Regions from separate parts of the Mus musculus genome. Here region 1 is linked to region 2. The links are chromatin loops, found by intact Hi-C in ENCODE. Cell type or tissue: gastrocnemius. All regions are shown on one strand.

The links. A loop is a pair of places that touch in the nucleus more often than their neighbours do. Peaks named below come from ENCODE experiments on the same cell type or tissue, not always from the same donor. Only the 100,000 strongest peaks of a DNase experiment are listed, where the experiment ranks them.
Region 1: it touches region 2 in a loop (3-fold over the local background); 2 of 42 quality-filtered maps call a loop at or near these places.

What each region holds. Positions count from the first base shown.
Region 1 is chrX:7,828,225-7,836,224 of GRCm38, forward strand. Kcnd1 (potassium voltage-gated channel, Shal-related family, member 1) reads left to right here. Exons shown (of 6, transcript NM_008423.2): 2 at 2,948-3,110; 3 at 3,208-3,291; 4 at 3,378-3,476; 5 at 3,869-4,119. Among named protein-coding and RNA genes, the nearest start is that of Kcnd1, 8.5 kb to the left of the region's middle. In gastrocnemius, no CTCF peak of the experiment used is centred here; no DNase peak of the experiment used is centred here.
Region 2 is chrX:7,739,003-7,747,002 of GRCm38, forward strand. Ccdc120 (coiled-coil domain containing 120) reads right to left here and starts at 2,322. Exons shown (of 10, transcript NM_207202.2): 1 at 2,210-2,322. In gastrocnemius, a CTCF peak has its summit at 4,639 (motif pointing right); DNase peaks (open chromatin) are centred at 248 and 497.

The DNA.
Region 1 (8,000 bases), 89 kb after region 2:
TGTATGGTGTATGAGTGTCAGTATGTGCATGTAATAGCATGCATATGGAGGTCAGAGGACAACTTCGTAGAGTTGGTTCTCTCCTTTTACCTTTACCTGGACTCCAGGGATTTAGTTCAGGTCATCGGCCTTGCAAGGTAAGCTCTTTGCAGCTGGAACTTCTTGTTGGCCCTGTTGTATTTTTTGACAACACATGCTCTCACTGTGTAACCCTAACTGGCCTGGAACTTGCTATGTAGACCATGCTGGTCTTGAACTTCTGAAGTGCTCAGCTTAAAGGTGTGCGCCACCACACTCTGCCACCTTTATATTTTGAGATGGGTCTCTCATTGAGACAGAAGCTTGTCCATTTAGCTAGATTGACTGAGCAGTGAGCTCCAGGGCTATGCTGATCTCTGCCCTCCAGGGCTGGGATTATAGGTCCATGGCGCTGACACATGGATCCTGAAGATTTGCATACACAGCCATCCCCCGGCCTCCTTACAGCGTTTATAAAAATATTGTGCAGAGCAGATGTGATTCTTCTCTAAATTTTTATCATTAGAATTACGTAGGCTGTTGCTATTCAGTCTCTGTAGAATGAATGAATTTAGTCAGTACCTCAATAGAAGTACAAATGCTTCTCAGAAGTAGTGATTAATTTGGGTTGGAAGCCCATGATTGGATCAAATCAATACATCTTGAATCCTACCAGTTGAGTTGGCAGTAGATAGCTTGATGCCTTTTGCCACATACAGTCCTTAGAACAACTGTGACAGTCAGTGCTCATGCCTCGTGAGACTTAGTCCGAGGTGACTTATCACATAGCTAGAACTGTCCAAGTCCTAGAGACTCTGGAGCCAATTCCTGAATGCTTAGACCAAATGAAGAGCTCTGGAGATAAAGATAAAGCTCACCTGACGAATGCTTGCCTGGCATCCATAAAGCTCTGGGTTCAGTCTCCAGCACCACGTGAATGGAGCAGGATTACAGGTGCCTATAATCCCAGCACTTGGGAGGTAGAAGAAAGAGAATCAGAAGTTCAAGGTCACCCTCAGATGCGTAGTAAGTTTGAGGTCCACCTGAACTACATGAGACCCTGTCTCAACAAAACCATAACAGCAGCATCAACACTACAACTCCCAGGGCTAAGAAAGAGCCAAGAGCCCAGAAGCTGAAGACTGCACAGGCTGGATTTTTCAGTGGAGTTCCAATCGGTGTTGTAGTTAGAAAAAAGAAAGTGTGTTGTACATTCCTAGGCAAATTAACTGTGGCGCCTCTCTGAGCTTTGTTTTCCTTCTTTTCGAAACCAACCAGTAAACAGTTGGTTCTGCTCCGTCTCCATCCGAGAGGCTCAGCTTGGAGAAGGCAGAGTAGTTTCGAGGCTCCCTATCTTTCATAGGAGGACACTTCCAAGGCTTCTTCCGGAAGGAAGGACCCTTTCTCTCAGGAGACAGAGGCAGGCAGATCAAGGCCAACCTGATCTACCAAGAGAAAGCCTGGCAGTGGCGCCACGTTCCTTTAGTCCCAGTACTTGGGAGGCAGGATCTCTGTGAGTTCACAGAGATCTTGGCAAGCAGATCTCTGTGAGTTCAAAGCCAGTCTGGTCTACAAAGAGAGTTCCAGGACAGCAAAGACCAGAGTGACTCTTCTCAAAAAGAAATTTTTTTAACAAAAAAACAAAGCTCCTTCCTAGAAAATGTAGAGAATACAGAGCCTCTCATCTGACCTGTAGTGGTGGGACTCTCTCTAGTCTTTATTTCTTGTTTTCCTTTCTGCTTGGTATTAGATTTCCAGCTGACAGTGACGCTCAATGCATAGCTTAGGTAGGAGCAGCAGATGCAGACACTGAAGGCAGCCCTGTTTCTCATTTGACCTCTACTGCAAGGGACTAGAGAGGTCATTCCCACACTTTGTCTTCTGCTTTGTTTTGCTCTGCTTTGTTTTTAAGACAGGGTTTCTCTGTGTAGCCCTGGCTATCTTGGAACTTGCACTGTAGACCAGGCTGGCCTCAAGCTTAGAGATCCACCTGCCTCTGCCTCCCGAGTGCTGGGATGAAAGATGCATACCAAATGTGGACCCATTCTCCTCATTTTGAAAAAAATTTTAAAATTACTTCTTAAAGTATGCGCATAACACATGGGTATGTGCATGTGTGTGGAAGTGTCCATAGAGTCCAAAAGAGGGTGTTGAGTCCTCTGCAGCTGGGGTTTCTAATAGTCATGAGCTGGTTGACGTGGGTCTTGAACTTGGGTCCTCTTGAATTCCTAAACAGTAATTCTCCAAATGTTTCAGTGTAACAAATTGAAGCTGGGGCTAGATAAATTGGCTCAGAGGTTAAGAGCTCCTGCTGCTTTTTCAAAGAACCTGGATTCAATTTCCAGGACTCCCACGTAGTGTGTTACAACTGTCTGTAACCCCAGTTCCAGAGGATATGCCACCCTCTTCTGGCCTCCATGGGCAACCAGGCAAGGTGCACTTATATATATGTATATGTATGTGTGTATATATATCTATATATATCTATATCTATATATATATATGAAAACACTCATACACATACAAATAAATAAATAAACCTTTAAAAAGAAAGATACGGAAGTTAGGGCTGGAAAGATGGCTTCATGGTTAAGAGTACTTACTGCTCTTACAAAGGAGCCAGCTTTCCCTTCTCTAGCACCTACGTGGTGGCTCACAACCATCCTTAAATTCAGTTCCAGTGACTCTAACACCCTCTTCTGGCCTATTCAGGCACCTGACGTGCATGTGATACACATACTTACATGTATGCAAACACGCACATACAATAAACCTTAGAAAGGAAGAAAGACAGAAAGAAAGAGAAAAAAGCTGAAGTTCAGAAAGTCCACGTGCTTGCCAAAGCGTGCTGAGCACTTCAGGAGTGGGTGGGTGGAATGGGGGTACCAAACACCTCTTCTAACCTTGGTGTGCTTTCTATCTTTCCCAGGTATGGAGATATGGTACCTAGCACCATTGCAGGCAAAATTTTTGGGTCCATCTGCTCACTTAGCGGTGTCTTGGTCATTGCCTTGCCTGTGCCAGTCATTGTATCCAACTTCAGCCGCATCTACCACCAGAACCAGCGTGCTGACAAGCGCCGGGCACAGCAGGTAACTATATCTCCCTTCTGGGCATTGACATTCCTTTCAGCCTAAGCCTGTCTCGCTCCAGGGCTCACCTATCTAACCTTTTGTCTCCTCTCTGTAGAAAGTGCGCCTGGCAAGAATCCGTTTGGCAAAGAGTGGTACCACCAATGCCTTCCTGCAGTATAAGCAAAATGGGGGCCTCGAGGTAGGGAGGGGCCTTTGCTGGGGGGCGGTGAGCAGGGATAGGAGGGGAAGGTGTTCATCGCCTGTTTTCTGCTACGTCTGTTCCAGGACAGTGGCAGTGGCGACGGACAAATGCTGTGCGTTAGGAGCCGCTCTGCTTTTGAACAACAGCATCACCATCTGCTGCATTGTCTGGAGAAGACTACGGTGAGGTCAAACAAGAGGCTGCATTGGCAGGAGGGAGGAAGTCTGCCCAACACCAAGCTTCCCCCCCTCCCCCCACTGAGAGGGAAGCCATAGCACTTAATTCTAGAGATCGAATGATACTTCCTTTAAGAGGTTAAAGTCTTGTGGCGGAGGCAGATTATCTGTTATCTCTAGGAGTTCCAGGCCAGCCTGGTCTACGTAGTGAATTTCAGGCCATCCAAGGCTACATAGGCTGCACCTTGTCTCAAACAAAACAGAGAGCAAAACGTGGCTTCTAGGTTGGGCAAGGAAGCAGGAGAGAGAGTGACTTTTCCTAAACAAAGGCCTGGGAGTTGTGCTAGCATCCATGACATGGGGTACCCTGTGATCCCCCACTTCCCTTCTGCCCACAGTGTCACGAGTTCACAGACGAGCTAACTTTCAGTGAGGCCCTTGGAGCAGTCTCACTGGGTGGTCGCACCAGCCGCAGTACCTCAGTATCATCCCAACCAATGGGGCCTGGGAGCCTGTTCTCATCCTGCTGCTCTCGAAGGGTCAATCGCAGAGCCATCCGCCTTGCCAACTCTACTGCCTCTGTCAGCCGTGGCAGCATGCAGGAGCTAGACACACTAGCAGGTCTTCGGAGGAGCCCTGCCCCTCAAACGTAAGTACTTGCCTCACCTGTTTTGACTATTTGCCCTTTATTCATTCTTTCAGACACTTAGTGAGTAGCAATAAGGGCATAGCCCTAACCATTCAGGAAGCCACGGCAGGAGAATCATTTGAACTCGGGATATCAGTCAGGAATAGAACATTTGCTTTGAGTGCTGGAAGCCTTAGGTTTTACCCCCCTGCCCCGCCCCATCACAGATACTCTCTCTCTCTCTCTCTCTCTCTCTCTCTCTCTCTCTCATACACACACACACACACACACACACACACACACACACACACACACACACAAACACACAAACACACAGGCTTAGGAGAGAGGGTGGATCCTTGTATCCTGAAACTTACATTCTAATAGGAAAAGGCAATTGACCAACAAGTCGAGATCTCATACTGGGTCAGGCATTTGTAAGTAGCTGGATGAAAAAGAAATCGGGAACAAAGCCGGAGCATACTAAGCAGAGGATGCTGCAGAGGTTAGGCTTAGATGTATTTTTAACTCTGTATCTCTGTGAGTATGTGCATGTGAGTGCAGTTACCCAAGGACGCCTTAGGCTTCAGATCCTCAAGAGCTCTACTTTCTGGGAGATTGTGAGCTGCTGATGCGGGGGCTGAGAACCAAGTGTAGGTCCTCAGTAAGAGCAGTAGCAGCCACTGAGCCCTTGCTCTAGCCTCAGTTTTTTTTCTTTAAAAAAATAAATTCTTTTCAGGTTGGATGTAGTGGCACAAACCTTTATTCCCAGTACTCAGGAGGCGAAGGCACCCCAATACCAGTGAGTTCAAGGCCAGCGTAGTCTACATAGTGAGTTTCAGGCCAGCCAGAGCTATGTAGTGAGACCTGTTTCAAAAAATAAATATTTTTAGTACTGGGAATGGAACGTAGGGGTTCACAAATATTGAATACTCTATCACTGAACCATGTGTAGTCAGATGCAGTTTTAGTAGTGTGGTCAAGAAAAGCTTTTCTGGAGTTGGCAAGATGGCTCAGTGGCTAAGAGCACTTGATGCTCTTGAAGAGGACCCCAGTTTGATTCCCACCTGTACCTCCAGTCCCAGGGGATCTTATGACTTCCTCTGACCTCCATGGGCACCAGGCATGCATGTGGTGGACATATATACATACATTTACATACATGCAGACACTTACGCACACAAAATAAAACAAAATTGTAGGCATAAAATTTCTTTTTCTTTTCCTTTCTTTTCTTTCTTTCTCTTTCCTTTGTTTCTCTTTCTCTTCCCCTCCCTATCTCTCCCTCCCCCTCTCTCCCTCTCTCTTTCTTTCTTTCTTTCTTTCTTTCTTTCTTTCTTTCTTTCTTTCTTTCTCTCTCTCTCTCTCTTTCTTTGAGACAGGGTTACTCTGTGTAGCCCTGGCTGTCCTGGAACTCACTCCTTAGATCAGGCTGGCCTTGAACTCAGAAATCCGACTGCCTTTGCCTCCCAAGTGCTGGGATTAAAAGCATGCACCACCACTGCCAGGCTATAAAATTTCTTCAACCTTCTTTTAATAAGGGTTCAACCTTTCCTCTAGCCCACAACCAAGCAGAGTTAGTGGAAGAGAAAAGTTAGAAGTGGACCTGTTCAGCAGTAGTTCTTTGGGGGTGAGCTTGGTCTTCTTGGGCAGCAGTTCAGTCCCATAGCAAACGCCAAACATGACTCAGCAGCTATAGGCCAATCCTGAAGAAACCACCAAGCTTGCCAACCAGCCTAAGGCGAGGCCACAGAAGTAGCAACCTGTCACAGGAACCTCAGGAGCAGTTCTTGGGCGAGTTTCTCTCAATGGAGATGTTACCACAAATTGAGCTCAACAATGCTATGTATGGTAAACCAATACATGTGTGTCTTTAGCAAAGAATAACGAGGTGGAGCAAACCAAACCAATGCTCAGTGCTCATCTCCCATTGTCCGGGTCATATTTATACTCCTTCGTCACAGGTCCTTTCACGTGTCTGCTGTATCCAAACATCCTTTCACCTGTGTCTGCTTCAGGAAAACAGTCTTTGACATGTTTGGTTTAGCAAGGCATTCTTTCACCTGTGTGCCCCAGCAACCATCATTTGACTAACTTTCCAAAGAAACTAGAAGTTTCCACTTCATGAAATAATTCTTAAAGATCTCTTTTAAAGAAAAGAAAAGCTTTTCTGAGATGTTGTCTGAGTCTACGTCTGAAGGAGGCAAGGGAGTGAGCCATACATACATCTATGTAACTAGAGGAAGAGCTTTTCCAGATAGTGTTTAGCCCAGGGAAAGGTCAAGAGGCCTCGGTACACCAGAGGTCTGGCAGGGAAGCAACTCTGCCCAGAGTAGGAAGTGGAGGACAATCAGGAAGAAGTGAGGACTCAGTTTTACTGACATTTGTTGTTGTTTTTTGTTTTTGTTTTGTTTTTTGTTGTTTTTGTTTTGTTTTTTCGAGACAGGGTTTCTCTGCATAGCCCTGGCTGTCCTGGAACTCACTCTGTGGACCAGCCTGGCCACAGAGTCCTGGGATGAAAGGCGTGCGCCACCACCGCCCGGCTATTGTAGACTTTCAAACTTTTTGTTTGGTTGGTTTGTTTTTTGTTTTTGGTTTATTTTTGTTTTCTTTTTTCTTTCAAGACAGGTTTCCTCTGTGTAGCCCTGGCTGTCCTGGAACTCACTCTGTAGACCAGGCTGGCCTCAAACTCAGAAGTCCACCTGCCTCTGCCTCCCCGGTGCTTGGATTAAAGGTGTGTGCCACCACTGCCCAGTGGTTTGTTTTTGAAAGAGTCTCATTATGTAGCCTAAGTTGGTCTCAGATTCAGGATCTGTCTGCCTTAGGCTCTTGAGTGCCAGAATTTTTGGTGTGTGCCACCATTACCTTTTACTAATATAGACTCTTGCAGTAATTTTGGCATTGTTAAAGATAACAAGAGGGACTGAGGAGATGGCTCTGTGCTCTGGGCAGGGCAGTGGTGGCACATGCCTTTCATCCCAGCACTTGAGAGGCAGAGGCAGAGGCAGGTGGATCTCTGTGAGTTCAAGGCCAGCCTGGTCTATGAAGCTGACTCCAGGACAGCCAGGGTGTCTTATTTAGGGTTTTACTGCTGTGAACAGACACCATGACCAAGGCAAGTCTTATAAAAACAACATTTAATTGGGGCTGGCTTACAGATTCAGAGATTCAGTCCATTATCATCAAGGTATCCAGGCAGGCATGGCGCAGGTAGAGCTGAGAGTTCTACATCTTCATCCAAAGGCTGCTGGTGAAAGACTGACTTCCAGGTAACTAGGGTGAGGGTCTTAAGTCCACACCCACAGTGACACACCTACTCCAACCAGGTCACACCTATTCCAACAAGGCCACACCTCCAAATGGTGCTACTCCCTGGTCCAAGGATATACAAACCATGACACAGGGCTATATAGAAAAACCCTGTCTCAAAGAAACAAAATAAATAAATAAATAGTACTTATTGCTCTTGCAGTGGATCTGGGTTCAATTCCCAGCACCTATAACCACCCCTAACTTCAGTTTCACGTGATCTGATGCACGGTTCTGGTGCCTCCTTTGGGCACCAGGATTGTATGTGTACATAGACAATCATGACAAGGCTCTGGATTTAATCTTCAGCATCACACAAAACTGCGTGTGTGCATGCTATGTTCAGGCACTTTGTCTCATTTATTATTTCATTTGATCTCTGTAACGACCTAATGAGGTAAGGAATTTGTTTTTTATTTCCATGCTACAAATAAAAGAGGGATTTGGTGATTATGATTTGAACCTAAGCCCAGCTGGCTCCAGAATTCACCTCCCTTGCCATACTTGAGGATGCAGGGAGAATTTGTAGCACAGTGCAAGGGACCCAGTCGGTGCTTAATGAATGTGAAGATTGTATGGCAATTATCCAGATG
Region 2 (8,000 bases):
ACATGCTAGGAATCTAGAGACAGGCACTACCACACCCAGCTCATTCTAAGGCTTAAATGTCCTTTTCCGAGGTGGCCCCTGAGTGATGTCTTCTCACAGCTACTGTTGAAAAAGACACTGCCCCTCCCTGTATTGTCATTTTGACAGGAAGCACGTCTGCCCCAGCGTATCATAGCCCCGGCACCTCAAGCACGGCTGCACACAGCAAGCAGTCCACAAACGGATGCCAGCGGGGTGAATAACTGCAAGGTAGCCAAGCCAGGCATCAGGGGTGGCTCTGCATCTATCTTCCTAATTCCATCCTGCTGCCCCACGACCTCAGGCTCCCTCCAGCCCCTCTTCCCTCCCACCCTGTTCTGAGACTAGCATACAGAAGTTACCCTGCTGAGAAGGGCGAGAAGCGCCATCCACAGCCACAGAAAACACATTACCTGCCCCTCTTTTTGTCCCGGGAAGCACTGGCTGATCATGGAGCACGCGTTGGCGAGCTGCCAGCCCTTCTTGTGCTTTTCTGGAGTTTGCTCCCTCCCTCCCACATCCTGCTCAGTCCCCAGCTGGGCAAGCAGGTGACATCACCTCCCACCACCTGTCCTAGCCTCTAAGGCAGGTGACTAGGAAGGCCTATCAGAGACAGCAGAGTTCTCGTTTTAACACCCCCCCCCCCCGACCCCTTGAAATCCACAGCTTGTCATGATGTGGTAGAGCAGACCCAGAAAACCAAGAACGCCAAGGAGAAGCCCCTTCCCCATTTTCACACTATAGGGTGTGCTCAGACTGTCTACAAGGTACCCCCGCCCCCCAGTTTTCTCTACAGTCTTCTGCTTGTCCCACAGAGTCTGTATCCCTCCCTCAAAGGACTCATGGACTATCCTCCACTGCAATGGTTAGGCAATCCCATAAGCCTTTTGTACAGAAAGTTTGTACACTGCAGGGGGTCTCACAAGCCCACCCATCTGAGGTCCAGCACTTTCGGCATGGTAGGGTGTCTTTAGTGTCCCACCTCAGCCTCCTCGGTCCCTCAGCCCCCGAAACTTCTACTTTCCCAGGACCCATTTTAATTCGGAAAACTTTCACAAGGCTTGCCTGAACCCTTCTCCACCCCAACAGAAAGCTAACTCCTCCCACCTTGGGTCCATTTACCCGTTCACCAACATTGTCTCATGTTTCACATCAGAGGGCCTCCGTCCTTCCTTCTTTAGAAAATTAGAGTATCCCGGAGTCGACACAGGGTCCAGTCAGGAACCCCGACTCCACCCCATCAGTCTGACCTCAGGGACATAGTTATGGCATGAGTCATTGGGTCACTAGGCAGGCTAGACATGGATCAACGCCCCACACCTCCATACCTGACTCAGGAACCTTTGCTTCTACTCTTCCATGTTCTGTACACTTGGAACTTCAGACTGCCTGACATCAGACAGAGATAGTAAGAAGGCAATCTACCACATTCCAGCATCACTACCATGCCCTCATATGAACCTCTGAGACCCTCCTGCCCACACCAGAGCTTTGCCTTGTCATTCTGTGGTCCTGTTACGGGCTTAGGTTGCAGCAAGCGAGCTACAGAGGGCACATGCGGGGAAACACACACACACAGAGGCAGGCCCAGCAGGTTTTTCAGGTCTGCCCTTCTGACACCACGGCTGAGAAAAATTCCTGGCTGTAATGACTGTTTACAACCAAGATACTTCACCTGGGTGGCACTCCAACACTGTCAATGAGAGCCCCATTTCCACATCCTGCCACCACTTGAGCAAATGCACACAGAGTCTGGACCTGATCCCCATTGCTCCCCCAAACATACAGCACACCCCCTTCAATTACTCTGGCTGAACAAACAAACAGAGGGACAAGCAGATACAGATGCCTGAACAACAGTGGTATCTAATCGGTTCAGCTCGTCTTCTCTGAGGCACTAGTCCTGATAAAAAGGGGGAGAGGGGCCGAGAAGAGAAGGCTGAGTCTCTGCCCCGTCCTTCCTCCTCCATTTTCCAACCAAGAATTATTTTGATATCAAGAAAGGAAAATGGACACGTGAGGCTTTGCCCTGGTCCCCTGATCCTCCCATACTGAACACCACCCCTCCTATCGCTACCCTATATTCTCAGGGTCCTCCTTCCTCAGATCTGGATCTCTAGAAGGGAACTTCCTCAGTTCCTGTGCCATTACCCTATCTCACGGCCCTGCCCCATTGCTCGCTGGTACTCACCAATGCCCTAGTGCTGGATGGCAGCCTCAAATATTTCCAAAAGAACAGTTGTCTCGTCCAGGCCCTAGCTTTCCTGGCAGTACAAGTGAACAGCAGTGACTGCTGTCTTGGCTACCTCCCACTAGGTAAAGGCCCAACCTACCTGGACAGGATGGGGTTGGCCCACACCTTTTAACCCTTACCTGCCCGCTTCCAGGGCTAGGGTCACCCCTGGGAAGGCAGTCTGGGGGACCAGGTGCCTCGGGGAGCCCAATATGGTCAAGGAGAAAGCATAGAATGCTTTCCTCACTGCGGATATCTAAGAGATAACTGGCCAATAAGCTCTAAGAATTGTGGGAGGAGCCACTGCCCAAATCCCCAGGCCACTGGAGCCTGCCTACACCCCGGGACATGGGGGCTAGGAAACTGTGAAATAGACAAACAGACATAGACATGGACACACACACACACACACACACACACACATATCTTGGATCAATTTCTCCCATAATTAGGATGATGATTTTCTAAGCTGCAGAGAGAAGTTGACCTTTCTAAGGAGAGACCAGATCTTAAGACACTCCCACCTTCTGTACTCCAGGAACAAATAAACCTAGGAAACACCATCATCTATACCCTACAACCTGAGGGGCGGCACAGAGCCAGCCTCCGCTGAGCTCTGAGCCATGGTAGAAATGGGAGGCCTGACTGAGAACATACTAATGTAAAGGCACAGGAAAGAGCCAGCTGGGGTGGGACACACCTTCCTTTAATCCCAGCACTCAGGAGGCAGAGGCAGGCAGCTCTGAGTTCGAGACCAGCCTGGTCTACAGAACTAGTTCCAGGACAGCCAGGGCTACACAGAAACAAACAAACAAAGAAACAAAAACAACCATAAGAAGGAGCAGAACCAGAGTACTAGACTGGGCCCTGCGCTAGAGGAGCCACTGGCTACTCCTGAAAGGAGAAAGAATACGAAGACTCAACTTTATCCATGTTCTCCCTGTTAACATTTCTAGCCTGGAGCGAAGCAGACAGGGAAATAAATTGAAAACTCTAAGTCCCTCTAATGCCCTTCAACACAACCCTACCTGGGCCCTAAGCTTGTCTTGGGCACATACCAAACATGCTGTACTCCAGGTAAGACAATCTATTTTGTGACCTCAGAACCCAAACCTAACCCCTATAGCAGCCGCTGCCATGTATGAACAGGGAGGGTTTTAGGGGTGTTCCCTGTTGGGGAGGAGAGCCTAGAGAAGAGTTCCCCCAGTCACATGTTATCAAGGCCTGCTGCCCCAGGTGCCCACCTTTCTTCCGGGTTATGAAATGTATGTGTGGAACACAAAGGCCCTTTCCATCTCCTTCCTCCCTTCTCCCTCCTTTGGACTGCTAGTGGAGGCAAGGAGCAAGCTGACATCCTCTTGGCAGCCATGGACCCCTCCCCACCCCCCTTGCAGGAGGCCACCAAGCATGTTGGGAAATGGATTTTTTTTCTTAAGTTTTTGTTTTTCAAGACATGGTTTCTCTGTGGAACAGAGCCCTGGCTGTCCTGGACTTTTTTGTAGACGAGGTTGGCCTCAAACTAACAGAAATCTGCCTGCCTCTGCTTCCTGAGTGCTGGGATTAAAGGTGTGTACCACTACAGACAGCTGGGAAAATGGATGTTTATAACCAGGGACAAGAGAAATGAAAAATTAGGAAAATAATTCAGATAGAGCCTCAGAGTTTTGGTTACCTCATCTGTAAAATGGACAAAATAGACAACAGGGTCCACAAGAACATATAACTCACACCAAATCATTAATGGCCAATCATAAGAACAAGATATTTGGAATTAGAGAGGTGGTTCAATATTTAAAGGGTGTATGTGTGTGTGTATAACATGTATAATATACAGTATGTCTAATATTACATATTAGACATATAATATATAATATATAATATACATGTATCATATACTATATATCATATATTATATAATATATAATATACATATATATAATATATACATACATGTGTATATTATATATAATATACATACACACATACATATACACTGTTCCTCCGGAAGACCTGAGTTCGATTTGAGCATCCATATAGTAGCTCACAACCTCCTATAAATCCAATTCCAGGGAAATTCAACATCTCTCAGGTACCTGTGCACATGCACCACACACACACACACACACACACACACACACACGGTTAAAAATTACACCTATGAAAAATTTTAAGATTTCACTTACTTTTCTTTTTTTTCTTTTTTCCCAAGACAGGGTTTCTCTGTGTAGCCGTCAGTGTCCTGGAACTCACTCTGTAGACCAGGCTGGCCTCAAACTCTTAGAAATCCGCCTGCCTCTGCCTCCCTAATTCTGGGATTAAAGAAGTATGTGCCACCGTGTCCAGCTTATTTTTCTGTGTATGAGTGTTGGCTTGATTGTGTCTGGGAACCATGTGTCTGCAGTGCCTGTGGCGTCCAGAAGAGGGCCACAGACACCCCCCCACCCCCCAGACTGGAACAACAGATGAACCATCATGTGGCTGTTGGAAATTCAATCTGGTCCCTCTGGAAGATCAGCCAGTGTTTTCAATCGCTGAGCCTTCTCTCCAGCCACAGCAATTTGAACAAATTTGTTTGTTTGTCTGTTTTTAAAGAACTTGAGAGATCTGGCTTAGTGATTATGATGAGCACAAGCTCTTCTAGAGGACTGGGGTTTGCTTCCTGGCCTCTGGATCAGGCGGTTCACCACAGTCAACTCTAGCTCTAAGGGATCCAACACCTTCTTTCTGGCCCCTGTGAGTATTAGTACACAGGTGACATATGACACAGATATACACAAAAATAAAAACAAACCTTAACTCCTGGCAGTGGTGGCGGTACAAGCCTTCCTTTAAGCCCAGCACTCAAGAGGCAGAGGCAGGGGGATCTCTTGAGTTCAAGGCTAGCCTGAGTGAGGTCCAGGACAGTCAAGGTTATGCAGAGAAACCCTGTTTCAAAAAAACAAAAAACAAAAAAAACCACCCACCCTTTAATAATAGTAATAATAATTCCACAGAGGTATACTAGAGTTTAGAAGGAAGTAGGAAGGATATAGTAAGTAGACAAGTGGGGCTGGGTCACCCCATACATCATTGTCCCCTTCATGATTTTTTTTCTCAGCACAGGAAATTGAACCTAGGGCCTGGAGCACGCTAAGCAAGCATTCTCCCACTGCCTTAGCCTAGCCGCACAATTTTAACAGACCAGAAGATGGTCTAACCTCTAAACATACATGAACCTTGCACAAATAGTGTAAATGGTGAGTCAGGGTTTAATTCTGTTGTCGCTCACAGTGACAGTATGTGACCGCTTAGAAAACTCACTTTTCTGTGCCTCTCTGTCCCCATCTGTTAAAGAGGGAAATCGGGGTTGTGAAGGGAACATTATAGGGATTCAGAGTCCTCAATGTTAAATTACACAACAGTTAATTGTCAGGCAAGGAGACCTTTAATTCCAGCACTCAGGAGGCAGAGGCAGAGGCAGGCAGATATCTATGACGAGTTCGAGGCCAGCCTGGTCTACAAAGCAAGTTCCAAGCCAGCCAGGGCTTCATAGTGAGCCCCTGTCTAAAAACGCAATTATAAAATGGTAACAGATGCTCATAGAGTTGTTGCAAGCAACTGAATTAACCCATTTCCAGCTTGGTAGGACACAAAGCATGTTGCTGGTATAATGAGGAGGGTTCCTCCCCACTGAATCAAACAGATATGTCTGCATGCTTCTTAGGAGACAAAGCTGGATCACTCAGTGTCACCCAATAAATCTGAAACAGATGTTTGTTTGTCTGTTTGTTCTTTTCTTGGGGAACTTTGTCTGAATTTTCACTACCCAAAATCAAGAACTGAAAGTATTCATGGGGACATCCAAAGAGATGCCTTAGCAGGGAAAAACCCTCATGAAGCCAGCCTGACAACTTACACCTGGGTCCTTAGAACTCCTATACAAGCCAGACACAATGTTGCAGGTCTGTAATCTTAGCACCCACAGCAAGATAGCAGGCAATGATGGAATTCCCCTAAACATGTGGGCTGACCTGCCTGAGATACACAGCAGATGAGAAACCCTACCTGAAACGAGTTAGGCCTAGGACCAACATCTAAAGTTTTCCTTTGATCTCCACACAGGAGTCCTCACAAACAAGAACATACATACACAAAATAAACAGAGTCAGCAGAATAGGTCACAAGGTGCTTGCCACCAAGCTTGAAGACTGAGTTCAAGAATTCAACATGGTGCAAGAAGGCAGCTGACTCCTGAAGGTTGTCCAAATCCACACGCCTGTGCTCCCGCTCTCTCTCTCTCCCTTCCTCCCTCCCTCCCTCTCTCCCTCTCCCTCTCTCTTTCTCACACCACACACACACACACACACACACACACACACACACACACGATCACAGAGATAGAGATAAAAGCATTCCTTACTTCCGCATATGAAATAAACATAAAAATTTTCTATAAAGAACTAAACATATTCAGATGCATTTGAGATAGACAGAGCTGGTATCTCAGCCTCTAAATTCTCCCTCCTTGCCAAAAGACATATTTGAAAGAAGTGTCTCCCTTCAACACACAACACGCGCACGCGCACACACACACACATACACACACACACATACACATACACACATACACACACACACACACACACACAGTCTAACTCATGATTTAAAATGCAGGAACTGGGATAAGTGTGATACATGCCTGTAATCCCAGCACCAGGGAGGCTAAAACAGGAAAATCTGGAGTTCCAAGCCAGGCTGGGTTACCTCGTGAAACCCTGTCTCAAAAAAAATGCAGGAACCAGGGAGCTGGCCAGATGGCTCAGCAGGTAAGAGCACTGACTGCTCTTCCAGAGGTCCTGAGTTCAAATCCCAGCAACCACATGGTGGCTCACAACCACCTGTAATGAGATCTGACACCCACTTCTGGTGCAGCTGAAGACAGCTACAGTGTACTTACAAATAATAAATAAATAAATCTTTGGGCGGGAGAGAGCAGGGACTGAGCGAACGGAGTGAGCAGAGGTCTTAAAATCAATTCCCAACAACCGCATGAAGGCTCACAACTGTCTGTACAGCTACACTGGACTTATTTTTCTTTCTTTTCATTCTTTCTTTCTTTTTTTTTTTTTTTTTTTTTTTTGGTTTTCTGAGACAGGGTTTCTCTGTGTAGCCCTGGCTATCCTGGAACTCACTCTGTAGACCAGGCTGGCCTCGAACTTAGAAATCCGCCTGCCTCTGCCTCCCAAGTGCTGGGATTAAAGGCGTGCGCCACCACTGCCTGGCCAGTGTACTCATATACATAAAAAAAAATAAATAAATCTTTAAAAAATGCAGGAACCAGATACATTTCACAGACATTGTTGTAACTCCATATGATCCAGGGAATCAGTGCCAGCTAGCGATGAAACTTGGGACCTTGGGACTCTACTTCTGAGCAAGATCCCGAGTCAGCCATTGTCCCTTACCACTTGAACTCATCTTCCTATATAAAATGCAAAAACGTCGGATAACTTAGTGTTTTTCACTAGTGTACTCCTGGAAGGAAGTCTTCCTCTCTCATAACTTAACTACCAAATAGATTGGGATGGTGAGTAAACTCTGAATTGGTAGTAGGTCTATATAACTGTTCTGGATAAATAAAATGGGTCTCATTCCTTACTCACACTCAACAGGCAATGAAACTAACACAGTAGCCGCTGTTGGTCTCCCTATTTATCCTCAAATTCAAGGATTTGCACAGCACAGGAATCTCATTTTCTTGTTACTACTG